Regions from separate parts of the Homo sapiens genome. Here regions 1 and 2 are each linked to region 3. The links are chromatin loops, found by intact Hi-C in ENCODE. Cell type or tissue: OCI-LY7. All regions are shown on one strand.

Region 1 (8,000 bases), 800 kb after region 3:
CGGCTCACTGCAAGCTCTGCCTCCCGGGTTCACGCCATTCTCCTGCCTCAGCCTCCCGAGTAGCTGGGACTACAGGCGCCCGCCACCACGCCTGGCTAATTTTTTGTATTTTTTAGTAGACAGGGTTTCACCGTGTTAGCCAGGATGCTCTCGATCTCCTCACCTCGCAATCCGCCCGCCTCGGCCTGCCAGAGTGCTGGAATTACAGGCTTGAGCCACGGCGCCCAGCCTCTTTCTTGACAGAGTCTCACTCTGTCGCTCAGGCTGGAGTACAGTGTCACGATCTCGGCTCACTGCAACCTCCACCTCCCGGGTTCAAGCGATTCTCCTGCCTCAGCCTCTTGAGTGGCTGGGACTACATGTGCGTGCCACCATGCCCGGGTAATTTTTGTATTTTTAGTAGAGACAGGGTTTCACTGTTTTGGCCAGGCTGGAGGACTACTTTTCTTGGAGCCCAGAAAAGATGCCTGCTTTTTAGAAAGGTGAGAGGCCCGGAGCCATCCTGGGTGGGGAGGGGTCTGTGTATTAATAAAGAATATAATAACAGTGTTTACTGTTGATCAGGTGCTTTACCTTCCTAATTTCTAAATCTTCATACTTCTGCTAGGTAATTATTGTCCCCATTTTGTGGATGATGAAACTGAAGTTAAGTAATTTTTGCTCATTAAGGTCACATGGCTACTAGGCAGCTGTACCAAAATTTTGACCAACCCAGGCCTGATAGCAATGCTTTCTTCTTCCTTTTTTTTTTTTTTGAGACAGAGTCTCGCTGTGTCACCCAGGCTGAAGTGCAGTGGCGAGATCTTGGCTCACTGCAAGCTCCGCCTCCTGGGTTCACGCCGTTCTCCTGCCTCAGCTCCCACCTAGCTGGGACTACAGGCGCCTGCCACCACGCCTGGCTAATTTTTTGTATTTTTTTAGTAGAGGCAGGGTTTCACCGTGTTAGCAAGGATGGTCTTCATGGTTCTGGTCTAATCAATCTCCTGACCTCATGATCCGCCTGCCTCAGCCTCCCAAAGTGCTGGGATTACAGGCGTGAGCCACGGTGCCCGGCCAATGCTTTCTTCTTAATGGTTACATGGTCATTAAGCCTTGTTCCCCGAATCTCCGGCTCCCTGCAGGCCCCACTACTCCCTGAAACAATCAGGTCCCAGAAGGATGTTTTTCTCTCATGTTTATCTCATGGTTGTTTGGCTGGGCCCAGGAATGGAAGCTCCTGGGAAGGACAGCGAGTTCAGAGCTAAGGCCAGGCTGCTGGGGGGAAGGTCCTGCAGGGGAAGTCTGGACAGGGACAGAGAAACCAACCAAGACCTTGTGAGAGACCGTGGCTCCAGTGGATCTTTTTTTGTCTTCCCCGTCCCCAGCTAGGGGTCTCCTGCACACTGCAGAGTCCTGCTCTTGTCCCCCGCATGTTTCATAATCTGGAGACTCCTGGGGCTTGCTATTCCCCCTCCCAATTTGGCTCTGAGAAGCCTCAGGACTTCCTCTTCCTGCTCTGGGACACTGTTCAGGGCGTCAGCCTACTGGCCTGAGGCTCCCACTCTAGATTTAATTTCCACCAACCCTAATGCCTCCAAATCCCCGGCTGAGACACCAGGCCAGGGTACAGCCTGCAGAGCTTATTCATGTGAAGCAGCTGTCTGATGACCGTGGTGAGAGTGGGGAGAAGCCTCTAGGCTCATGGCAACTGCCCCTCCCACCCCTAAGCCTGGGCTCCCTGCCACTGCCCCCACAAAGCTTTCAGGGGAAAAAAAGTTCTGGTCTAAACTGAGACCAGTGGTATTTCTTGGGTCACAAGACTGCGGCTGTGCCCCCAGGCAAATCTTGGTGACACCAGGTCCTCCTGGCAAGACTGAACAGGCTCCAGGGCTTGGCCACTGCTGTGGGTCCTAACCTTTGCTAGGCAAAGAGGCATCACTGGAAGCCTTGGAGCTTGGCAGGCCCTTTGAGAAGCCCCCAATGTGCAGTCCTGCTGGACCAGGGTAGGAGGAGTTGCCCACCACCACCAGCAGCAAGGCAAAGGTCCATCTCTCCTCTTTCGGGCCTGGGACTGCCTCTGATGGGGAAACAAGACAGGTTTCAGCCCCAGACCTGAAAGAGCACTGAGCTGGATCTTGCTTCAGGTTCCCTCCTTTTAGCAGCAGCTCCAGCTCTCTGGAACCAGGAACAGGCCCTTCCCCGCCACCCCCTCCCACACTCCACTAGAATCCTGGAGAAACTCACACACTTACACCCACACGCTTATATACAGTCACTCCCAACACAGCACGCACAGACTGCACACGCCCTAATCGACAACAAATATCCTTCCTCCTCTGACACAGACAGCCCTGAGTTACAGAGACATGCGTTCTGCAGGGCCTGAAAGCCAGCTGTGTTTCTAGTTGCCAGAGGAATCTCATGCCGACCTTCTTCAAGAAACCTGGAGAGGCTGGGGTGCAGTGGCTTACGTCTGTAATCCCAGCACTTTGGGAGGCCGAGGCCGGTGGATCATCTGAGGTCAGGAGTTTGAGACCAGCCTGACCAACATGGAGAAACCCCGTCTCTACTAAAAGCAGAAAATTAACCAGGCGTGGTGGCGCATGCCTGTAATCCCAGCTACTCGAGAGGCTAAGGCAGGAGAATCACTTGAACCCGGGAGGTGGAGGTTTCAGTGAGCCGAGATCGCGCCATTGCCCTCCAGCCTGGGCAACAAGAGCGAAATACTGTCTCAAAGAAAGAGAGAGAGAGAGAGAGAGGAGAGGAGAGAGGAGAGAGAGAGAGAGAGAGAGAGGAGAGAAGACAGAAGAGAGGACAGAGAGAGGAGAGAAGAGAGAAGAGAGAGAGAAAGAAAGAGAAAGAAAAAGAAAGAAAGAAAGAAAGAAAGAAAGAAAGAAAGAAAGAAAGAAAGAAAGAAAGAAAGAAAGAAAGAAACCTGGAGAGAGGGACCAGTGTATGGGTACACAGGACGGTCACTCCCTAGAAGGCCTCTTTGTGGTCTTCATTCCACCACCCTCAGCCCAGATATGGCAATGTGGGGTGCCCTCTTGTGGCCAGAGCGGCCCTGCAGCCTCTTGGCAGGATCCCGGCTCCCCTTGGGCATCCAGACATCCCTCCTCCAGGCTGCCCACCCCCTGCATGTCAGGGCTCCACTCTCATTACTTCCAACTGGCCTCCCTCAGTAAAGATGAGAGTAACAAGACTTGTTCACATTGTTGTAAGGATTTCCCCAGAGCCCTGACAAAGAAGCCTGCTGCACTTAGCAGATGTTCACTAAACATGGGCTTCCTTTCTTCTTGTCTCCCTCCCCACTCTGAAGCTGCTTCTTTTAGAAAGTGGAAGAAAACAGAAAAAAAGAAAACCCAAGCTCCCAAGCAAATTACAGTTCTGATCTCCATCAGATCCAATAATCAACAGAGCATTAATTCATTGTTTGCCCACAGGTAAACAATGTGGGTAGGGAATGTGAACTACCTTCACGTGTTAAATAAAATTTATAGGAGGCCATTGGTTTGGCCTGAGCTCCTGCAGTAGGCCCAACAGACCAAACCAAAATGGAATTACTCATGTTGAAGTTCCACACCACCAAGTCAACACTAAATTACCTATCTGTCCTTGCAAGAAATCGGGAGAGGTAATAGCCAGATCCCCAAACAGGTCAGTTTCAGCTGGCATCATGAAGAAGTTCCCTTTGCTTTAACCTTCATAAGGAAAGTAAGTCAGGAACAACCAATCTGCTTTTTGTTCTTTGTTTCTACTTTCCTCAGCCCTTTTCATACTATGAAGCCAATCTCCTCTGCTCAGCTCATCAGAACATTCATTCTATTTTGTAGAATGAGGTGTTCCCTGATTCATGAATTGCTAATAAAAGCCAATTCAATCTGTAACTAAATTTGTTGTAATTTTGTCTGACACATGGAAATTAGAAAAAAGAAAAATTTAATTAGAGCCCCTGCATGGTGCGAATGGGAATGAGTTGGTATCTCTTGGAACTTCTTGTTATAATAAAAGTGAGAGCCTCTGACCCAGGATTCCACTCCCCTACTCACCCCCACTGTGTGCCACCCCCAGCCTATGCTCTTGATCAGAAGAGGGCAGAGAAGAAGGGGTGGAGGAGCAGACAACTTTCACCAGGACTCTGGCTACGACCCCTCAGGGCATGGTCAGCTGAGATGACCTCAGCTAGAAGAATAGGGAGCTGCTCATGAGCAGTGATTTCAGAAACAGTAGCCTGGATCCGCTGCCCCAAAACCACCCTCCTCACCTATCATCTAAGATTCCACTAGGGAGACTTGATTTACCTAGCTATTGAAATGCTGTGGGAAATGATTCAAGCTAAGAAATGAACAACTAACAGAAGGCAATTCCCTCCCAGCACAGCACTCCCAGCTTAGCACCTGACCCAGCTAATGTGGTCTCAGCCTGAGCACTGACAGTGACAGGGACTCATCCTCTCAAGCAGCCCTTTTGGTGCCCAGGCAGCTCCAACTGCTAGAAGGCTCTTCTGACACTGGGTCAGCTTCTGCCAGGCAGAGCCACAGAGCAAGGGCTTATGGGTGCCAGGCCTGTGCCAGGCTGTGAGGAAGACAGGGTAGTGCAGACCCTGTCCCTGCCTTCTGAACAGATCAGGTCTAGATTGAGGAGGTGAGCAACCTCAACAGTCCTAGGGGCATGTGTTTGTCCCACATTCGAAGTTCTGCAGCGCTCCGTGAATGATGGAGCCATTGGGACATAGTAGGACAGTCACCCAGTGGCCTGGACACTCCTCTTCTGATTGCAGCCTGGTCATACCAGACATTTCTAGATACTTTCTGAGGCATCTCCAGCCTAATCTTGACCCTGTGGCCTCCCTTCCAGTAGCCCAAGCCCCCAAGCTGGGTTGTGCTACGTTGGAGCTGTGATGCCTCCTGGCTGGAAGGAGAGGCTGCTGATTTGCTTGGGAATTATTCCAGGGGTTCTGAAGCTTCAGGATATGAAAATCAGGAATTGTTGAAACACAGATACAGCCCTTCCTAGAGGTTATAGTTTCCTGCCCTGTCTGGAACTAACAGACTAACAGGGGAGACAGAATTAATAGTAAATTCACACATCTGGGGAATGCCCCAAAGGACCAGGAGAGGATGCAAGGGTGAGGGAGAGGGGATATTGGATAGGCCATCCTGCCCTGCTCTGAGAGGCTGGGTGGGCAGGAGTTAGGGGGTGGCTCTGCACTGAAGGAAGGAAAGTCTGAGTTCACCAGGCAAAGAAGGTGCCCAGGGAAGGGCTCCTGAGAAGGCTGAGAAGCAGGAAGGAGCCCTCCCTTAGCTCTCAGAATAAAGGTCCCACTTCCCTCTATGCCTGGCATAAAGTCTGGGGAGGTGAGTGAGGCGCAGCCCAGTTGTAGGATTGAACCCTGGGTGAGGAATCAAGTCCTGGGGGCCAGTCAGAGGTGTATTATAACCTGTGCGACTTGGCTTTCTAACGGCCAAATGGGGTTTCAGACTCACAAACTCCAACTTCTGCAGCCCTGAGAGATGGTGCCACCCTCTCAACTTGCAGGTAAGGACATGAAGGCCAGCAGAGAGCCACTGCACGACAGCAGAGCTCAGGACCCCTCTCCTGGTCTGTCGGCTGTGTTGGGCTCCTGCATCCCCAGAGGTTTCAGGGACTTCACGGGGTGGCAGGAGAACTGAGAGATAAGTAAATGACGCAGCGGTCATGGGAAGCAGAGAACGTCTCACAGCAGTGCGAGCTTTGTCTCCCTCTGGCGTGGTGGTGGCTGGGAGGTGGTGAGAGGGTCTGGGTCTCAGATCACCAGCTGTGACACAAGCCCTGTGAGCTTGGGCAAGTAAAAGGCTGCATTTGTAGAAAAGAAACTCTTTTGATTCCATTGTGAAAATGGTTTCCCTTTCTTTGGTTAGAACCCAGCCAGATTTAATTTCCAGGAGCCAGAGCCAAAGAGAAAATCATTCAGGGCAGAGATAACTCTTCTCTAAGACGTCTAGCCTTGGGCAGAGACAGGAGAGAAATACAGACTTCCAAGCCAAGGCCCAGGCATATTTAAAATATTAATATTTTAAAAGGTCTGGATTTAGGATAGAAGCAAAGAAGGGCTAAATAATTCAGAAAGCAAATTGAGGAGCAGCTGTTGCTGATGCTAACTGAGGTTCTTGCCTGGCTGGTTTCAGAGCAGCATCCTCAGCCTCCTGGGAGAAAGAGCACAAGTTGTCATGATGGGGGAAGACAAAGGCTGGAGGGAACACAAAGCCAGCCTTAAGTGCAGCCCGACTGGCTTTGTTTCTCAAGACACTCATATTACTAGCAGCTTAAAACAACAAACATTTATTATTTCACACAGTGGCTGATGGTCAGGTATCTGGGTTCTAAGTTGCTGGGTTTTCTGGCTCAGAGTCTCTCATGAGGTTTCAATCAAGATGTCTTTCGGGGCCATTGAAGGTTTGATTGAGCCTAAAGAATCAAAGACAGACATGCTGTTACATAATAAGCCAAAGTTATATTAACTCTATATTGGCCCTATATTTTTTATTGCTTCACAGCAGACTGGTATCATTGCCTCAAAAGTTTACCAGTGCCAAGCTCAAATTTTTTATACACCCAATTGCTTTAAATATAGTCTAAATAAACAGATCGTTAGTCATTGACAGCCTTCCGGTTTTGCATACCCCACAAAACAGAATCCCACATTTACTAGCCACAGATACAATAAACTCTGGTGCTATAAAAGGCCCCAGTTGCCGGGCATGGTGGCTCACAACTGTAATCCCAGCACTTTGGGAGGCTGAGGCTGGTGGATCATGAGGTTAGGAGATCGAGACCATCCTGGCTAACACGGTGAAACCCCGTCTCTACTAAAAATACAAAAAATTAGCCGGATGTGGTGGCACGCACCTGTAGTCCCAGCTACTCAGGAGGCTGAGGCAGGAGAATGGCATGAACCTGGGAGACGGAGCTTGCAGTGAGCAAAGATCACGCCACTGCACTCCAGCCTGGGCCATAGAGGGAAACTCTGTCTCAAAAAAAAAAAAAAAAAAAAGCACCAGCCATAGCTGCCCTTTGGATCTCTCTGACTCTGAGACTCCACACCCTACTACTGAGGGCATCATCTAGACATCTAAGGATCCGCTCCAATCTCCGTGTCCCCCAGAATCTCCCCCACCCTCCTTCTCTTCTAGCTGGTGGCCTCAGTCATTACCTGCGGAAGGTCTCATGCTGTGAAAAGCTTCCTCAGCAGGCAACCCTGTCAAAACACGGCCCAAATAAAGCTTGTTGTATGTTATTACCACCTCATAGCCATATCTTTTTCTTTTTTTTTAATTTTTATTTTAGGTTTGGGGGTACACGTGAAGGTTTGTTACACAGATAAACGAGTGTCACAGGGGTTTGTTGTACATACTATTATTATATATCACCCAGGTATTAACCCCCAGTACTCAATAGTTATCTTTTCTGCTGTTCTTCTCCTTCCCAACCTCCCTCCTCAATAGACACCAGTGACTGTTGTTTCCTTGTGTTCATAAGTTCTCATCATTTAGTTCCCACTTACAGGTGAGAACATGCAGTATTTGGTTTTCTGTTCCTGCATAATTTTGCCAAGAATGATAGCCTCCAGCTCCATTCATATTCTGGCAAAAAAATCTTGTTCTTTTTTATGGCTGCATGGTATTCCATGGTGCACATGTACCACATTTTCTTTATCCAGTCTGTCACTGGTGAGCATTTAGGTTGATTCCATGTCTTTGCTATTGTGAGTAGTGCTGCAATGAACATTCACATGCATGTGTCTTTATGGTAGAACGCTTTATCTCCCTCTTGGTATATACCCAGTAATGAGATTGCTGGGTCGAATGATAGTTTTGCTTTTAGCTCTTTGAGGAATTGCCACACTGCTTTCCACAATGGTTGAACTAATTTACACTCCTACCAACATCATAACATCATATAAGGCTTCCCTATTCTCCATACAATCTCGCCAGCATGTGTTATTTTTTGACTTTTTTCTTTTCTTTTCTTTTCTTTTTTTT
Region 2 (8,000 bases), 870 kb after region 3:
GGTAATTGTGGGAGACTCAACAAAGAGTGAGTACAGCTGAAGAAGCCAGGGAGCAGAAAGTATACCCATCAGGTGTGAGGAAGAAAATAGATTTTGGAAGTTATGAGAACTGTAGAGAGTGAATTGAGCATAGTATGTGATTTTTACGGCCTCTAAAAGTATTAAAGCAGTGGCAGCCGCTGCACGCAGACATGAGGGCTAGGGTAAAACAGTAAGGTCAAGTTGTTTGGACAGAAAGCTACAGGGCACGGTCCCGGCTCTTGTGTAAGAATTCTGACTGCACTAACCATGCCTAGCAAGGAAAGGAGTTGTTTTGTAGAAGGGATTGAGATTTGGGAGATTAGTCGGACACGATCAGCAGGGAGAACACATGTGTTTTTGTGAGAATTATGCCGAGATAGGTAACAGATGGGGAAGAAATTTGGGCTTGACTGAAGTAATGGGGGGGGGGTGCTCTCTGTGAAGCCTTGAGGCAGTACAGCCCAGGTAATTTGCTGAGTCTGATGGGTGTCAGGGTCAGTCCAAGTGAAAGCAAAGAGAGGCTGGGATGAAGGGTGCAAAGGAATAGTAAAGAAAGCATGTTTGAGATCTGGAACAGAATAATGGGTTGTGGAGGGAGGTATTGAGGATAGGAGAGTATATGGGTTTGGCACCACGGGGTGGATAGGCAAAACAATTTGGTTGATAAGGCGTAGACCCTGAACTAACCTGTAAGACTTGTCCAGTTTTTGGACAGGTAAAATGGGGTAATTGTAAGGAGAGTTTAAAAGGCCGTGCCGTAACAGGCAAGTGATAACAGGCTTTAATCTTTTTAAAGTGGGCTGTGGGATCGGATATTGGCATTGAGTGGGGTAAGGGTGATTAGGTTTTAATGGGATGGTAAGGGGTGCGTAATCGGTCACCAAGGAGGGAGTAAAGGTGTCTTATACCTATGGATTGAGGTGGGGAGATACAAGGGGAGGATGTGAAGGAGGCTTTGAACTGGGGGAAAAGGCGGCAATGAGGTGTGGCTGTAGCCCAGGAATAGTCAGGGAAGCAGGTAATTTAGTTAAAATGTCTCAACCTAATAAGGGAACTGGGCAGGTGAGGATAACTAAAAAGAAGTGCTTAAAATAATATTGTCTAAGTTGGCACCAGAGTTGGGGAGTTTTAAGATGTTTAGAAGCCTGGCATTCAATACCCACAACAGTTATGGAGTCAAGGGAAACAGGCCCTTGAAAAGAAGGTAATATGGAGTGGGTAGCCTCCGTATTGATTAAGAAGGGGACGGACTTCTTAAGTCCATCCTCCACTATGAGAGTTACCTAAAGCTTCTGTGATCATCCTGTAGGCTTCTGAGGTGATCGGTCAGCGTCAGTCTTCAGCCGCTAAGCCGAGAAGATCTGGGAAGGAGTCAGAGAGCCTTGGGCCAGAGTTCCAGGGGCTCTGGGAGTGGCTGCCGGGCAAGTTGGACAGTCCAATTTCCAGTGGGGTCCCGCACAGATGGGACACAGCTTAGGAGGAATTCCGGGCTGTGGGCTTTCCTTGGCCGAGTGGCCAGATTTCCGGCACTTGTAGCAAGCTCCTGGGGGAGGAGGTTCTGGAGGAACCCCTGGCAGCTGCCGTTCGGGCGTTTGGAGTTCTTGTGTGCTGGAGATGTGGCTGGGGTTTGTCTCACAGTGGAGGCAAGGAATTGCAACTCAGAAATACATTGCTACTTAGCTGCCTTTACTCTATTATTACACACCTTGAAGGCGAGGTTAATTAAGTCCTGTCGTGGGGTTTGAGGGCTGGAATTTAATTTTTGGAGTTTTATTTAATGCCGGGAGTGGATTGGGTAATAAAATGTATTTTGAGAATAAGACGGCCTTTTGACCTTTCAGGGTCTAGGGCTGTAAAGCATCTCAGGGTTGCTGCCAAGCGAGCCATGAACTGAGCTGGGTTTTTATATTCGATGAAAAAGAGCCTAAACGCTAACTGATTTGGGATAGATCGGATAAAGAAAAAGGAGCATTATTAACCTTGACTATGCCTTTAGCTCCAGCCAACTTTTTATGAGGAAATTGCTGGGCAGGTGGGGGAGGTCTAGTCGAGGAACGAAACTGTAAGCCGGACCGGGTGTGAGGAGGGGAGGTGATAAAAGGATTATAGGGTGGGGGAGCAGAGGCTAAAGAAGAATTGGGACCTAGCTCAGCCTGGTGAGGAGCAGCCTGGGGAGGAGGGGAGAGGTCAGATGGGTCTGTAGAAAAGAAAGAAAGACTCGGCGACGCTTGGAGTTGGGACTGAGAGCACAGGCGAGAGGGAAAGAAGGAGGATTTCGGATGAGTCGCATTGGGAACAGAGACTAGGGAGAGAACAATGTGTAAAAGAATGCCTGGACGTCAGGCACTTCAGACCATTTGCCCATTTTTTGACAAAAATTATCTAGGTCTCGTAGGATGGAGAAATCAAAAGTGCCATTTTCTGGACATTTAGAACCATTTTCGAGTTTGTATTGGGGCCAAGCAGTGTTGCAGAAGAAAATAAGGCGTTTAAGTTTTAGGTCAGGCGAGAGTTGAAGAGGTTTTAAGTTCTTGAGAACACAGGCTAAGGGAGAAGAAGGGGGAATGGAGGGCGGAAGGTTGCCCATGGTGAAGGAGGTAAGTTTAAAGAGAAGGGTAAAGACACAGAGAAGGGAGGTGGGGAGCAGCCCTGGGCTGCAACATGGGGGAGCAGCCAAAGCAGGAGTCCCCGCAACTGACTTGCCACCAAGGGAATGTGGGTGAATGACCAAGGCAGGCGTCCCCACGGTGATCAGACACCAGTGAAATGTGGGTGAATAATCAGAGAGGTGTCCCTGCAGTGATTAAACACCAAGGGAAGGCTGCCTTCCCGAGTCCGTGACCGGCGCCAGAGTTTTGGGTCCACAGATAAAATGTGTCTCCTTTGTCTCTATCAGAAAATGAAAGGAATTGAAATTAAGAGAAGGGAGAGATTGAAGGGTGGCGCCAAGATTGAAAGGAGAAAGAGATTGAGGGACAGTGAGAGGTTGGAGAAGAGAGTAAAGAGAGGCCGCTTACCCAATTTAAAATTGGTGAGATGTTCCTTGGGTTGATCGGTCTGAGGACCCGAGGTCGTAGGTGGATCTTTCTCACGGAGCAAAGAGCAGGAGGACAGGGGATTGATCTCCCAAGGGAGGTCCCCCAATCCGAGTCACGGCACCAAAATTTCACTCACGTCCGTGTGAAGAGACCACCAAACAGGATTTGTGTGAGCAACAAGGCTGTTTATTTCACCTGGGTGCAGGTGGGCTGAGTCCGAAAGGAGAGTCAGCGAAGGGAGATAGGGGTGGGGCTGTTTTATAGGATTTGGGTAGGTAAAGGAAAATTACAGTCAAAGGGGGTTGTTCTCTGGTGGGCAGGGGCGGGGGGGTCACAAGGTGCTCAGCAGGGGAGCTTTTGAGCCAGGATGAGCCAGGAGAAGGAATTTCACAAGGTAATGTCATCAGCAAAGGCAGGAACAGGCCATTTTCACTTCTTTTGTGGTGGAATGTGATCAGTTAAGGCAGGAACTGGCCATCTGGAAGTGTAAGTGCAGGTCACAGGGGATATGATGGCTTAGCTTGGGCTCAGAGGCCTGACAGTTACCCACTCACACCCTCACTGCCACCACTCACAATCAACCATAACACATGCTACCCTGCAGAGGAGACAGCCTTGACTTGCAGAGGCATGCATTCTCAGGGCTTGAAAACCGGCTCTGTCTCCAGTTGCCAGAGGGACCTCACGCTGACCTTCAAGAAACCTGGAGAGAGGGGCCAGTGTGTGGGCACACAGGACATTCCCTCCCCAGAAGGCCTTTTCTTGGTCTTCATTTCCCATCCCCTAGCCCAGATACGGCAATGTGGGGCGCCCTCGTGTGGGCAGAGAGGCCCTGCAGTCTCTTGGCAGGATCCCGGCTCCCTTTGGGCACCCACTCATCCCTCCTCCAGGCTGCCCACTCCCTGCATGTCAGGGCACCACTCATATTACTTCCAGCTGGCCTCCCTCAAACCTAGATTCTCTTTTTTCTTTTACCTCTCACTGTTTTCATTATTGATTGATTGATTGAGACATAGTCTCTCTGTGACCCAGGCTGGAATACAGTGGTACAATCATAGCTCTCTGTAGCCTGGAACTCCTGGGCTCAAGCAATCCTCCACTTCAGTCTCCTGAGTAGCTGGGACTACAGGTGTGCACCAGCATGCCAGGCTAATATCTTAAAATTTTTAAATTTTTTTTGTAGAGTTAGAGTCTCGCTATGTTGCCCAGGCTGGTCTCAAGTTCCTAGCCTCAAGCAATCTTCTCACCTCGGCCTCCCAAAGTGCTGGGATTACAGGTGTTAAGCCACCACACCCTAGACCCCCACTCATATTTTAAAGTTCAATATTCTATGCATATCAAATAATTATGTATTAATTATTTAATCTTATGTATCAAATTATCCCCAAAATGTCTTGACTTAAAATAGCAAACATCTATTACCTCACACAGTTTCCTAGGGTCAGAAATCCAGGAACAGCTTAGTTGGAAGGTTGTGGCTCAGTGTCTCGTGAGTTTCAGTCAAGATGTTGGTCAGGGCCGGGCGTGGTGGCTCACACCTGTAATCCCAGCACTTTGGAGTCTGAGGCGGGCGGATCACCTGAGGTTGGGAGTTCAAGACCAGCCTGACCAACATGGAGAAACCCCGTCTCTACTAAAAATACAAAATTAGTCAGGCGTGGTGGTGCATGCCTGTAATCCCAGCTACTCGGGAGGCTGAGGCAGGAGAATCACTTGAACCCAGGAGGCAGAGTTTGCAGTGAGCCGAGATCACGCCATTGCACTCCAGCCTGGGCAACAACAGCGAAACTCCATCTCAAAACAAACAAACAAACAAACAAACAAACAAACAAACAAACAAAAAGATGTTGGTCAGGACTGCAGTCATCTGAAGGCTGGGAAGGATTCACTTCCAAGATCACTCACACAGCTGTCCTTGGCAGACTTAATTTCTTGCCACTGGGCCCTCCCGGTAGGCTGCTAGGAACATAGCAGCTGGCTTGCCCCAGAGCGAATATGCCAAGAGACAGCAGGCAAGAGAAACCAAAATAGAAGCCATGGTGTCTTTTAGAACCTAATTTTGGAAGTGACATACTATCACCTCTGCCATATTCTATTGCTGACACAGGCCAACCCTGGTACGATGTGAGAGGGAATATGAATTCTAGGAGGGAGGAAACATTGGGGTCCTTTTCAGAAAGGAGATACCACAAAACATATTTTTAAATGTTACTTATAAAACAAAATACGATCAACACCCATGAGCCCATCACTCACGAGAACTAGAAATCATATAACTTGCATCGTCCTATATGTGCCTTTTCCTCCACCCCTCTGCCTCCCTGTGGAAGAGGTAATTGCCATTTAAATTTGTGTTTATCGTTCCCTTGCTTTTTAAAAATTTTGCCACATCGGTACATATGTCGAAACAACATTTGTTGTTAGTTTTGCATTTGGATCTTTATAGAATTGATTGGCTCCATGAGTCAGGGGTCTGAGCCCCACTTGCTCAGGGCACCCTCATTCACTCTCCAAGCTTCTATAAAATGCTTCCCTCTTATTCCCCAACTCTGGTAGCTGCTTCTTGCCTTTCTTCTTTCTGGGTGACCTCAGCATTCTTTATTTATCCATTCTCTTGTCTCTCAATCCTTTTCTCCCCAAGGCTAGCCATAGAATCCCTCTTCCCCACCAAGTCATTGAAACCAGCACCTTTTCCCCAAAGCCAGCCATAAAACCAAAAATCATTAATCTAACTTTGCCTCTGCCTTTCTGTGTAAAAACTGGTCATAAAGAAATTACCTGACCTGCCTTGTTTGACTATGGGTTATAAGACCCCCATTCCAGAGAGGGTCCTGCCCCACATTCAGAAGGAAGGAATGCAGGAATGCGTGCTCTGAGAGGCCAAGAAGAATCTAGACAGACCGGCCCTGCTGGGATTCCCCACTCAGTCTGTTAGCGTTAGATCGTACTCTTTTTGTCCAATCATACTTTTTTTTTTTTTTTTTCCTGAGACAGAGTTTCACTCATTGCCCAGGCTGGAGTGCAATAGTGCAGTCTCGGCTCACTGCAACCTCCGCCTCCTGGGTTCAAGCAAGTCTCCTGTCTCAGCCTCCTGAGTAGCTGGGATTACAGGCATGTACCACCACACCCGGCTAATGTTGTATTTTCAGTAGAGATGGGGTTTCTCCATGTTGGTCAGGCTGGTCTCGAACTCCTGACCTCAGGTGATCCGCCTGCCTTGGCCTCCCAAAGTGCTGGGCTTACAGGAATGAGCTACCATGCCTGGCTTTTTTTTTTTTTTTTTTTTTTTTGAGATGGAGTTTAGCTCTTGTTTCCCAGGCTGGAGTGCAATGGCGCAATCTCGGCTCACTGCCACCTCCGCCTCCCGGGTTCAAGGGATTCTCCTGCCTCAGCCTCTGGAGTAGCTGGGATTGCAGGCATGTGCCACCATGCCCAGCTAATTTTGTATTTTTAGTAGAGACGGGGTTTCTCCATGTTGGTCAGGCCCAGTCTTGAACTCCCGACCTCAGGTGATCCACCAACCTGGCCTCCCAAAGTGCTGGGATTACAGGTGTGAGCCACCGTGCCCAGCCTGTCCAGTCACATTTCTACATAGCTGTCCATACTTTGTTGAACCTCAGCATAAAAATGGACAATTTCCTCTGTATCTTTTGGGTCTTTATTCTGAAGTCTGCCATGTACACATTAAATCTGTTTGTCTACTTTTTCTCTCACTAATCTGCCTCTTGTCAGTGATTTTCAGCAAAACTTCAAAGGACGAAGGGGAAATGTTCCCTTGTCCCTGCAATTTGTACAAACACTGTTAATCCGTATCCTCTCCCTGAGGCTTGTGTGGCCAGGAGGTGAACCCAGGGGCCTGGGAGAGGAAGGCACAGAGGCTGGCAGTGGGAGGGCCCTCACACCCATGATGCCAGTGCAGTTCAGCCACAGGTGCTTTTGTTCCCCAGGGAAGTATTCAGCTGGCCCCTCCTGAGGAAGGCTCACTTAGACAGGAACACTTTTGCACCCGGCTGCTTCTGTTGGTCCAGGGAAGACCCTGTATGCCCTCCTCATGGTAAGGATTTCATGTTGTAAGGACTTTGTCAGCACCCTGCTGCACACAACAGATGTTGGCAGAGCTTCTTTCCTTTCTCTGCCCCCACTTTCACCAAGCCAGTTCTTTTGGAAGGTGGAAATAAATGAAAGAAACAAACTCCCAGGCAAGTCGCAGTGCTCTGATCGCCGTCCTTATGAACAGAGCATTAATTAGTTGCTCACTCGCAGAAAGGAAAAGTTAATTACCTACCATGGAAACTTTAAAAAGAAAAAAAGGAAACATGAGTTTAAATTTTAATTAGGGCCCTTGCATGGTGGGAATAGAAAGGAGCTGGTTCTAATTGTGGGCATTTAAGGCAAGAGCCTTTTGTCCCTTTGTGCACCTCCTGTGCTCACCACCTCCCCACCAGACCTCCAGCCTGAACCTCCTCTCAGAATAGGCAGAGAAAATGAATGTGGAGGGGCCAGAGCACCCCCACTAGGACTCTGGTCATTGCCCCTTAGGGAGCTGTTCAAGGGCAGGGATTGAGAAACACAGGACAGGGTTCACTGCCCCAAATGACCTTCCTTACTGCTCACTGCTGCTTAAAATGTCAGCACCGGAAGAGTGGCAGATGCTGCTGTGTGCGGACCCCCTCCAGAAATGCAGGACACATTCCCCACCCTCAGGGAGCACAGCCAGCCCCTTCCAGGACTGCCCTAGATCACACCACCTGCCCAGGCCAGCCTGCACCCAATGACAGATCAATATATACTATGAACACCCAGCCTGCTCTCCCCAGTTTGAGACAACTCTGAAGGTCATTCCAGCTCCCAAGCTCCCTGCAGGGTCAGCTGGGACTGTTGTTCAGACTGCAGTGCAGCTCAACTTCTCCCTCTGTCCAATCTCACTGCTGTTGCCCCTCT
Region 3 (8,000 bases):
ACATATAATTAGTGAGATAATATATGATCTGTAAATTCTCTATTAGTAAAGCCCAATTAGAACTTACAAGTTATAAAGCTGAACCAAATTACGTGGCCCAAGAAGCTCACTAATTATTATGAATTGATACAGTTTAGGATATGGCAAAATCACTAATTAATAAAGGAAACCAAACTGTGGTAACCAGAATGAGGCTCATGGGCATTTGTAATAATTCTCTTGCATTAAGCTGTCAAATTTAATGTCAAAAGAAGACTGAAAAGTGCAGAAGATAGAAATAGATGTATTTAATAGCATCATTTTTAATTTAAAAGAAAACAAAAGAAGAAAGTGATTTACAAGACATGCAAATTTACCAAGTCTTTTTAAGGAAAGACCAAGAAAAGCCCTGAAAGCCTTAATGTTGCTCGGGTTTCACGTAGGAGCACAGACCGGAAGGAGCCAAACCTGAAGAGGGAAGAGAAAAAGCCTAGGACTATGTGAAAAAAAAAAAAAAAATCAGTGCAGTTAGCAAAGATGTCACTGGGAACATATGATTTACAAGCAGATGGTGGAAGATAATACAGTCAGAGAATCATAAGCTGGAAGGGTACTGTAGGAGGTTATGTCTACACTTATCCCTCAAAAGCGGTGGGGTGGGGTGGGGTAGGGCAGGAGGTGGGGAGCTAGATGAGGCAAGTACTGCGTGGGTGTGGTACTGCCTTTATTTCTAGAATAGTGCACTCAAAAAACAGTGACTTTCAAATACCATGATATTTCAAAACATGCCATGGAAACCCAGGAAGTTTAACATTAATACAGGACAGAAATGGTCTCAGGTCCAACTCCCTGTCTCCAGGTAGGGTGATAGCAACTTGTTTTTGCCGAGTCACCAGAAAAGCCTAAGTTTTCATGCTGCGCATTCATTATAATATAAACTTATCTTGCTTTACAGAAATAAAAATATTGGTTGGTAATGTGTAATTAGCTAAGTAAGAGAAAAAGCTGGGATATTTTGAAGAGATTTAAAACATTTTTTATGGTATTTAAATTGTTTGCCTCTAATACACTTTTTTAATAGGTACATTTCTCTACAAAAACAACTATATGTTTTTTCTGATTAAATTTAAAATACATTCCATTCCAACGAAAGTCCTGCCTAAGTCACTTGTTTTCTAATACTATTTATGATAACTCTGCTATGTAACTAGCTTTTCATGGTTCTAGCATTCACCTCTGAATTAACTAGTAAAATATCTATCCTCTCCAAATATATATTCCTTTTTCTTCTGTCCCCTCCCTAATATACAACTTTTCAGCTACTAGTGGGCTACTTTACTTACCATGGTCAGGTATCAAGCCAGTTCCTGGCCTCAAAAGAAGAAGAACTTTATTTCCACCAGCCTGAATGAGCTCAATTGCTCGAGTATGTGTGATTCCTTGTGTAGGTTCCCCATTGATTTCAACAATCTGGTCACCAACCTAGACAGAGAACATTCACAGGAACAACATGAAACTATGCATCCTTTGTAAATTCTGCTTTTGTCAGCTCTTGAGCCATTCAACCTTGCTAAGTGATTCTTTCGTTTGTAAAATACCTAACGTGTACCCAGTACTGCCATGTGAGAGTTGATGAGAGGACAGATGACAACAAACAACAGGAAGTGGCAATGTTCAGGTTTACTCACAAAAATCCTACACAGGAAAGTTTTATATGGCTACTAACTAAGATCTGGACATCTTGAAATCAAGAATCAAATTCTAGAATCAGATTTGGAATTTTCTAAATTTATAGAAATCAAATTTAGAATGTTAATCAAATTCTAGAATTTGGTTCTTGATTTGAAGATGCCCAGATCTTTAATAGCCATATAAAACTTTCCTGTGTAGGATTTTTTGTTTGTTTGTTTTGTTTTGCTTTTTGAGACGGAGTCTTGCTCTGTCGCCCAGGCTGGAGTGCAGTGGCGAGACCTCGGCTCACTGCAAGCTCCGCCTCCTGGGTTCACGCCATTCTACTACCTCAGCCTCCCGAGTAGTTGGGACTACAGGCGCCCGCCACCACGCCCGGCTAATTTTTTGTATTTTTAGTAGAGATGGGGTTTCACCGTGTTAGCCAGGATGGTCTCGATCTCCTGACCTCGTGATCCGCCCGCCTCAGCCTCCTAAAGTGCTGGGATTACAGGCGTGAGCCACCGCGCCCGGCCCTGTGTAGGATTTTCATAAGTAAACCTGGGCACTTGCTGTGTAGGGTTTTTATGCGTGAGTAAACCTGGACATTGTCTCTTCCTGTTGCTGCCATCTGTCCTCTTATCAACTCTCGCAGGAGAGCACTGGGTACATGTTAGACATTTTACAAACAACAATCCAAATGATACTACAGAGCTATGTCCGAATGTGAAGGGTACTTTCAAACTTGAGCTGAATTTTAAATATATCTCCTAAAACCTGGGCAGAGGGCTCTTATCTTTGAAGCCTTTCCTGGCCTCCAGGGAGAACTGCTCATTCCTTTGAACTGCTGCTATGTCCTGTACATACATGAGGTATTTGAATAAATGACATCTTTATAGATTAAAATTCTTAAAAACTTAAACTTGGAGAATAGATTAATATGAACACTTATTTAAAACCAGTAACTGGCATAAACTTAGTGATGTTAGTGTAAAATCATTTCTCAGGGCCAGGGATGGTGGCTCACACCTGTAATCCCAGCTCTCTGGGAGGCTGAGGCTGGTGGATCACCTGAGGTCGGGAGTTCGAGACCAGCCTGACCAACATGGAGAAACCCGGTCTCTACTAAAAATACAAAATTGGCCAGGTGTGGTGGCGCATGCCTGTAATCCCAGCTACTTGGGAGGCTGAGGCAAGAGAATTACTTGAACCTGGGAGGTGGAGGTTGCAATGAGCCGAGATTGCACCACTGCACTCCAGTCTGGGCAGCGAGCGAAACTCCGTCTCAAAAAAAAAAAAAAATCATTTTTCAGGAAAATAAACATAAAACTAGGGATCAGAATAAGATATACCTTAGTACCATTGTGATTTACTAGAAATGTCTGAGTTATTTTAAAAGAAAAAGGGAAAATATGTAAAAGTCAAGTATAACTTTGGAACAGACCTAATTAAACATAATGATGGTACTGATTTTAAATCTATTTCAAGCAAACACATGTTGATGAATGCTGCATTGGATAAAGAAAATGTGGTATATACACACCATAGAATACTATGCAGCCATAAAAAGAGCGAAATCATGTCCCCTTACAGCAACATGGATGGAGCTGGAGGCCATCATTATCCTAAGCAAACTAACGCAGAAACAGAAAACCAAATACCTCATGTTCTCAATTGTAATTGGGAGCTAAACACTGAGTACACATGGACACAAAGATGAGAACAACAGACACGGGAATACAAGATGGGGGGAGGGAAGGAGAGGGTCAAGGGCTAAAAAACTGCCTATTGGGTACTATGCCCACTACCTGGGAGATGGGAACTCATTCATATTCTAAGCCTCAGAATCATGCAATATACCTGTGTAACAAACCTGTACATGTGCCGCACTGAACTTATTAAAAAAAAGTTGAAAAAATATATTTCAAGGTGACATGTAAAATGAAGGATACTGGCTTCAAAACAGAAAAATTAGACAATGGCATATTACTGAAATTCCAAAAAGCAAATACTCAAATATTTGTAAGAGCTTACTAAAACAATCCAGAAGTTCCTTTGAGTTGAAGCTAGCTGCAAGGTGACTAAAGAATAGAAATAATAATAAGCCAATCCAGAAGTAACAAAACAGAAGGACTCAATATTTAACAAAGGTCAGTGGGCCAACTCTTTCTACAGATACAGCATGGCACAGGCGGTCAGGAGGCTGTGGTTCACATCTTGTGCTCCACCTCTTTCTAGTGTTGTGGTCTCATTTTTTTCATCTGTTAAATGAGGATAATATTAGTACCTATTTCGTGGGATTCTGGGAGGACTTAAGATAAAACATGATTATATACCAAGTGCAAATATTAGTTTTCAAGCTATTTTAAAGTGTATCATTACGAAGATTTAACTGTAGACTGCACTCCATTCTATACAATGCAAAAAAATTCAAGTCAACTATGAAATAGACTAAAGGTCTTATTGCATACTTATTTTAAACAAGGGAGGCTTACTCTTGAACAAATGGACAATATCAGAAACAAGATTGATGGATTTAATATGTAAGATGAAAACACCTTAATAAAACCAAAGTAAGACAGCAGGATGGAGAATAATTTAGAAACCCCTTACTATCCAGAATATATAAGTGAAACAAAAGCCAATACTTAGATTTCCCTTGATAAATGATGGAAGAAGAATCATTTTCATGAGGCAATGTAGGTAAGAAATTAGCACTAGATATATAATCTTGCTGATAAAGAAAATTAAAGTAGATAGTATTTGGACACTGCTTTGGGCATATCTTGTAAAACAGGTTTGAGGTTATAATTTATTTCAATCACATTCTTTAGCTTAAGCTCTCCAACCCAGAACACTTTTTATTCTTTTCCTGCAATAAACTGCAAAAAAAAAAAACAACAAAAACTTGTAATTGAACAGACTTGCCACCAGGTGTCATTTCTGTTTAACTTTAAAACTGAATGAGGGGAAGGAGGGGGAGCCATTGCTTTAAGATTTATGGTAGACAGGCCCTCAGAGTGGGAGAAATTCTGCAGAGACCTACATACACAAAACTACAGATGAAAAAGACTCTTCTGAGAGGGAAATTCAGAGGAGTAAATTCACCCAGTAAACATCCTTTTAACATTTTAAGTCACTTTAAAAATGTGATAAAAAATAATTTGGAGAAAACATCTTTTGATAAATAGAACAAAGATTCAAGTTCAGTTTTGTATTATTGAAAAATAATTATGGGGACAGAGAAGAGAGAGGAAAGAAAAGAGAAAGGAAAAAAAATAGGAGAACCAAAAGAAAAGAAGTAGGAAGAATAGGGAAAAAGAATGTTCCCTTTTTTAAACAAATCACTATTTTTTTATAGGCAGTCTTGTCGTTTTAAAAACAACATCCACTACAAATGTATTAAAATGACAAAATATTTCTACCACATGGCTTATATTATCTCACAACCTGTTAAGAAACTGTCTGCCTATCAATGAAATCCAATCCAAACTGGACTCAAGCCAAGACCTGACATAGCGGAAAGCACATGAACCGATCTTCGAGGACGACGGACTAGGGTCATACCTGGGTCACACTGTGGCCTGCACAGGATGAGTGATCTCTGCAAGTGACTAAGTCTCCTTGAGCCTCAGTTTTAAATCTGTAAGTGGGGATAATGTCACCTATCTCAGAGTTTTTGAGACTAATATAAGTAAAAACGCATGTTGTGTAGGAAAATACATGTTGCCTCAAAGACAGCAAACACTTAATATTTTCTAAATCTGATTATGTTCTACGTTAAATATTTAAGTTTGACACTATTCCCTAATATGAACCTTTTCCATTCAGCTATTTCTCAGTTCCTTATCCCAGAACACTTTTTTTCTCTCTCCTCTCTAAATCTTAACCAGACCGAAAGGAAGAACCTCTCAATGATTCTCAATATCCTTCCATCTATGTTACAAATTAACATTTCTTGTTTTCTTAATGACACTAAGATTGTTGCTAATTACTTCATATATCCCCAGTCCTGTTCACCCAGTAATAAGTCCTGGGAACTGATCTTAAAAATAAAAACACACACACACAATAATTCTCTCAGTATCTAGAATTATTATCCATACATTTTACTCTTTCAACAAATATCTATGGAGCACCTGATATGAATATTCAAGGCACCATATCAGGTGCTGGAGATACGGAATAATAGGTATAGGACACAAAGTACAGCTGTCAACCTAATAAAGGGAGAAGAGGAGAGGCAAGCGGGGGAGGCAGAGAGGGGCACTCAGGTGGCTCCGTGGTGCGAGTGTCAGCTAGAGATAAACTCTTATCATTTGGACAGCGGCCACCAGAGAAAGTTGTCATCAATAACATTTTATTGAGCACTAGTTATATGCAAAGCCCTCATGAGCTGTATCAAGTCAAGATTTTGATAATTTAATAGCCCAAAAAGTGACTTCTCTGAAAAGCTGACATTTTCTTACAGGTTAGAGCACACTGGGGTCTAACAGTTAATTGCTCATTTGCTTTTGTTTTCAGAGTTTATTCTTGAAATAAAAGCTGATTTCATCATTAGATTCTAAAGTTTCTGCTCATTCATAAAGCATGTCATGTTGTCGTTTTTTAACTGAGGATGTTTTGCTGTGTTGCCCAGACTGGTCTTGAACTCCTGGGCTCAAGTAACCCTCCCACCTCAGCCTCCCAAGTAGCTGGGATTACAAGCATGTGCCACCACTCCTGGCTGAGAATGACATGTTTAGAACTAGACTTTGCTTTAAGGCCTGTTTGCCTTTGGTTTACTGAGATTAGTGGATCTGAGGGTTATATTTGGAACCAACATTTAAAACAATTATATCCTAATTTATCATTTAATTGGATTTTTGTGACACTATTTACAATAGAAGCATTGAAACACAGATGTAAAGTAACTGAATAGGTTGTGTGTGTGAGAGAGAGACAGAGAGAGAGAGAGATGAGAGAGAGAGAGAGAAGAGAAGATAGGAGGGGAGGGGAGGGGAAAGGACCAAGAAAACCAGGAATAAATATGCCATCCTCTGTAAACAGTGTCTCAAGATGCTCTTATTAAGACTTTAAGAAGTTTACTTGGACCATGTATATTACATATGGTTCTGCATTTTGCAGATGAGGAAACTCAGGAGAATGTCCTGTCTGATTTCCAAACCCATGTTCTTGTCACGATATGAAATTGTCTCTATAAGAAAGTAGATTCAGCAGTTCTTGACGAGCTGTATTAAGGCCATCGGTCCCTCTTTGTCATAAACACTCTGCAGCTTTGGCTCTGTGGCTCTGCATGCTGCGCCTTCCCATTTTCTTTATTTTATCTAGTCCACTAATTACATGCCTTGCTCAGAGCTCTGCCCTTGGCTAAGTACTCTCTAAATATTCTTCCTTAGTGATCTTATCTACCACAAAGGTTTCAATCATCACTTCTCAGTAATGTCGCAATCTGGGCTTCTACCACTACTAGTAGTAATTGCCTGCTAAACATTTACACCTGCTCTACTAGCTGTTCCCTTCACCTCAACATGACTCCAACTTACTACACCATCAGTCTTTGCCATATCCTTTCTCCCCTTGGCTTCCCTGATGGTTTTCGTAGTACAGATGGGGCAAGGCTTCTGAGTCATCCTTTACTCTTCCTTTTCCTTCATCCCTCATTTAAAGGATACTTGTTGTTCATCTAGTCTGGTCCTTTATTCACTGAAATTTGAACTTATATGCATCTCTTATCTTCCATCCAAAGCGTTACCATTCAAGTTATACTCCCACCACTACCACTGTATGCATAAATTACAGCTACCTGGAGTCCCTTCATCCTTCCTGCACACCACTAACAGATTTTTATCAGCAGATTGCTCTGAGGGGAAACTCCTGGCTAAAAAGCCTCCCATGGCTTCCCACTGCCTAGGACCTTTATGCCTGCGACCCATCGGCTTTTATATTCTCATTTCCTCTATTCATCTACGCATTTTCTAAATAAAATCTAAGTAAACTCAACCATTTGAAGTTCCCTGTACATGACTTATACTTCCTTAGTTTTACGCCATTGCTCATTTATTCAGCCTGGAATGTTTTCTCTCCTTAATTTCTCCCTATTGAAATCCTATGCACCTGTCAATGCCACCTATTCTGTGAAATCTTCTCTATTCATCCCTTTGAACTTGTGCATGTGTCTGGTCATTTTGAGGGAGGATAATATCTTATTTGTTTTGAGTCACTCTCCCAACTCATTCAGTAGCATGCATAAAGCTTTGGGTAATGCAAACACTCAATATGTGTTTATGAAATGACTAATGGGAGTGAAATGAAAAATTCAAAACTGCAATCACCCAGAAGCACCTTTTCTA

The links. Hi-C counts contacts between places; a loop is a spot of excess contacts. Peaks named below come from ENCODE experiments on the same cell type or tissue, not always from the same donor. Only the 100,000 strongest peaks of a DNase experiment are listed, where the experiment ranks them.
Region 1: a loop joins it to region 3, with 4 times the contacts of the local background. A loop is called at or near these places in 6 of 110 quality-filtered maps.
Region 2: it touches region 3 in a loop (3-fold over the local background); 6 of 110 quality-filtered maps call a loop at or near these places.

What each region holds. Positions count from the first base shown.
Region 1 is chr1:112,876,156-112,884,155 of GRCh38, reverse strand. LINC01357 (long intergenic non-protein coding RNA 1357) reads right to left here. Exons shown (of 2, transcript NR_189282.1): 2 at 6,285-6,426. MIR11399 (microRNA 11399) reads right to left here and starts at 2,106; the gene lies at 2,027-2,106. RefSeq lists enhancers at 2,390-3,310, 5,304-5,901. In OCI-LY7, CTCF peaks have their summits at 2,835 and 3,036 (motif pointing left); a DNase peak (open chromatin) is centred at 3,025.
Region 2 is chr1:112,805,267-112,813,266 of GRCh38, reverse strand. No RefSeq gene overlaps it. Among named protein-coding and RNA genes, the nearest start is that of LINC01357, 41 kb to the left of the region's middle. RefSeq lists enhancers at 3,598-3,877, 3,593-4,114. In OCI-LY7, CTCF peaks have their summits at 3,670 and 3,881 (motif pointing left); a DNase peak (open chromatin) is centred at 3,886.
Region 3 is chr1:113,674,659-113,682,658 of GRCh38, reverse strand. MAGI3 (membrane associated guanylate kinase, WW and PDZ domain containing 3) reads right to left here. Exons shown (of 21, transcript NM_001142782.2): 20 at 1,323-1,461. Among named protein-coding and RNA genes, the nearest start is that of PHTF1, 81 kb to the left of the region's middle. RefSeq lists enhancers at 1,236-1,774, 5,038-5,332. In OCI-LY7, CTCF peaks have their summits at 4,367 and 4,571 (motif pointing right); a DNase peak (open chromatin) is centred at 4,598.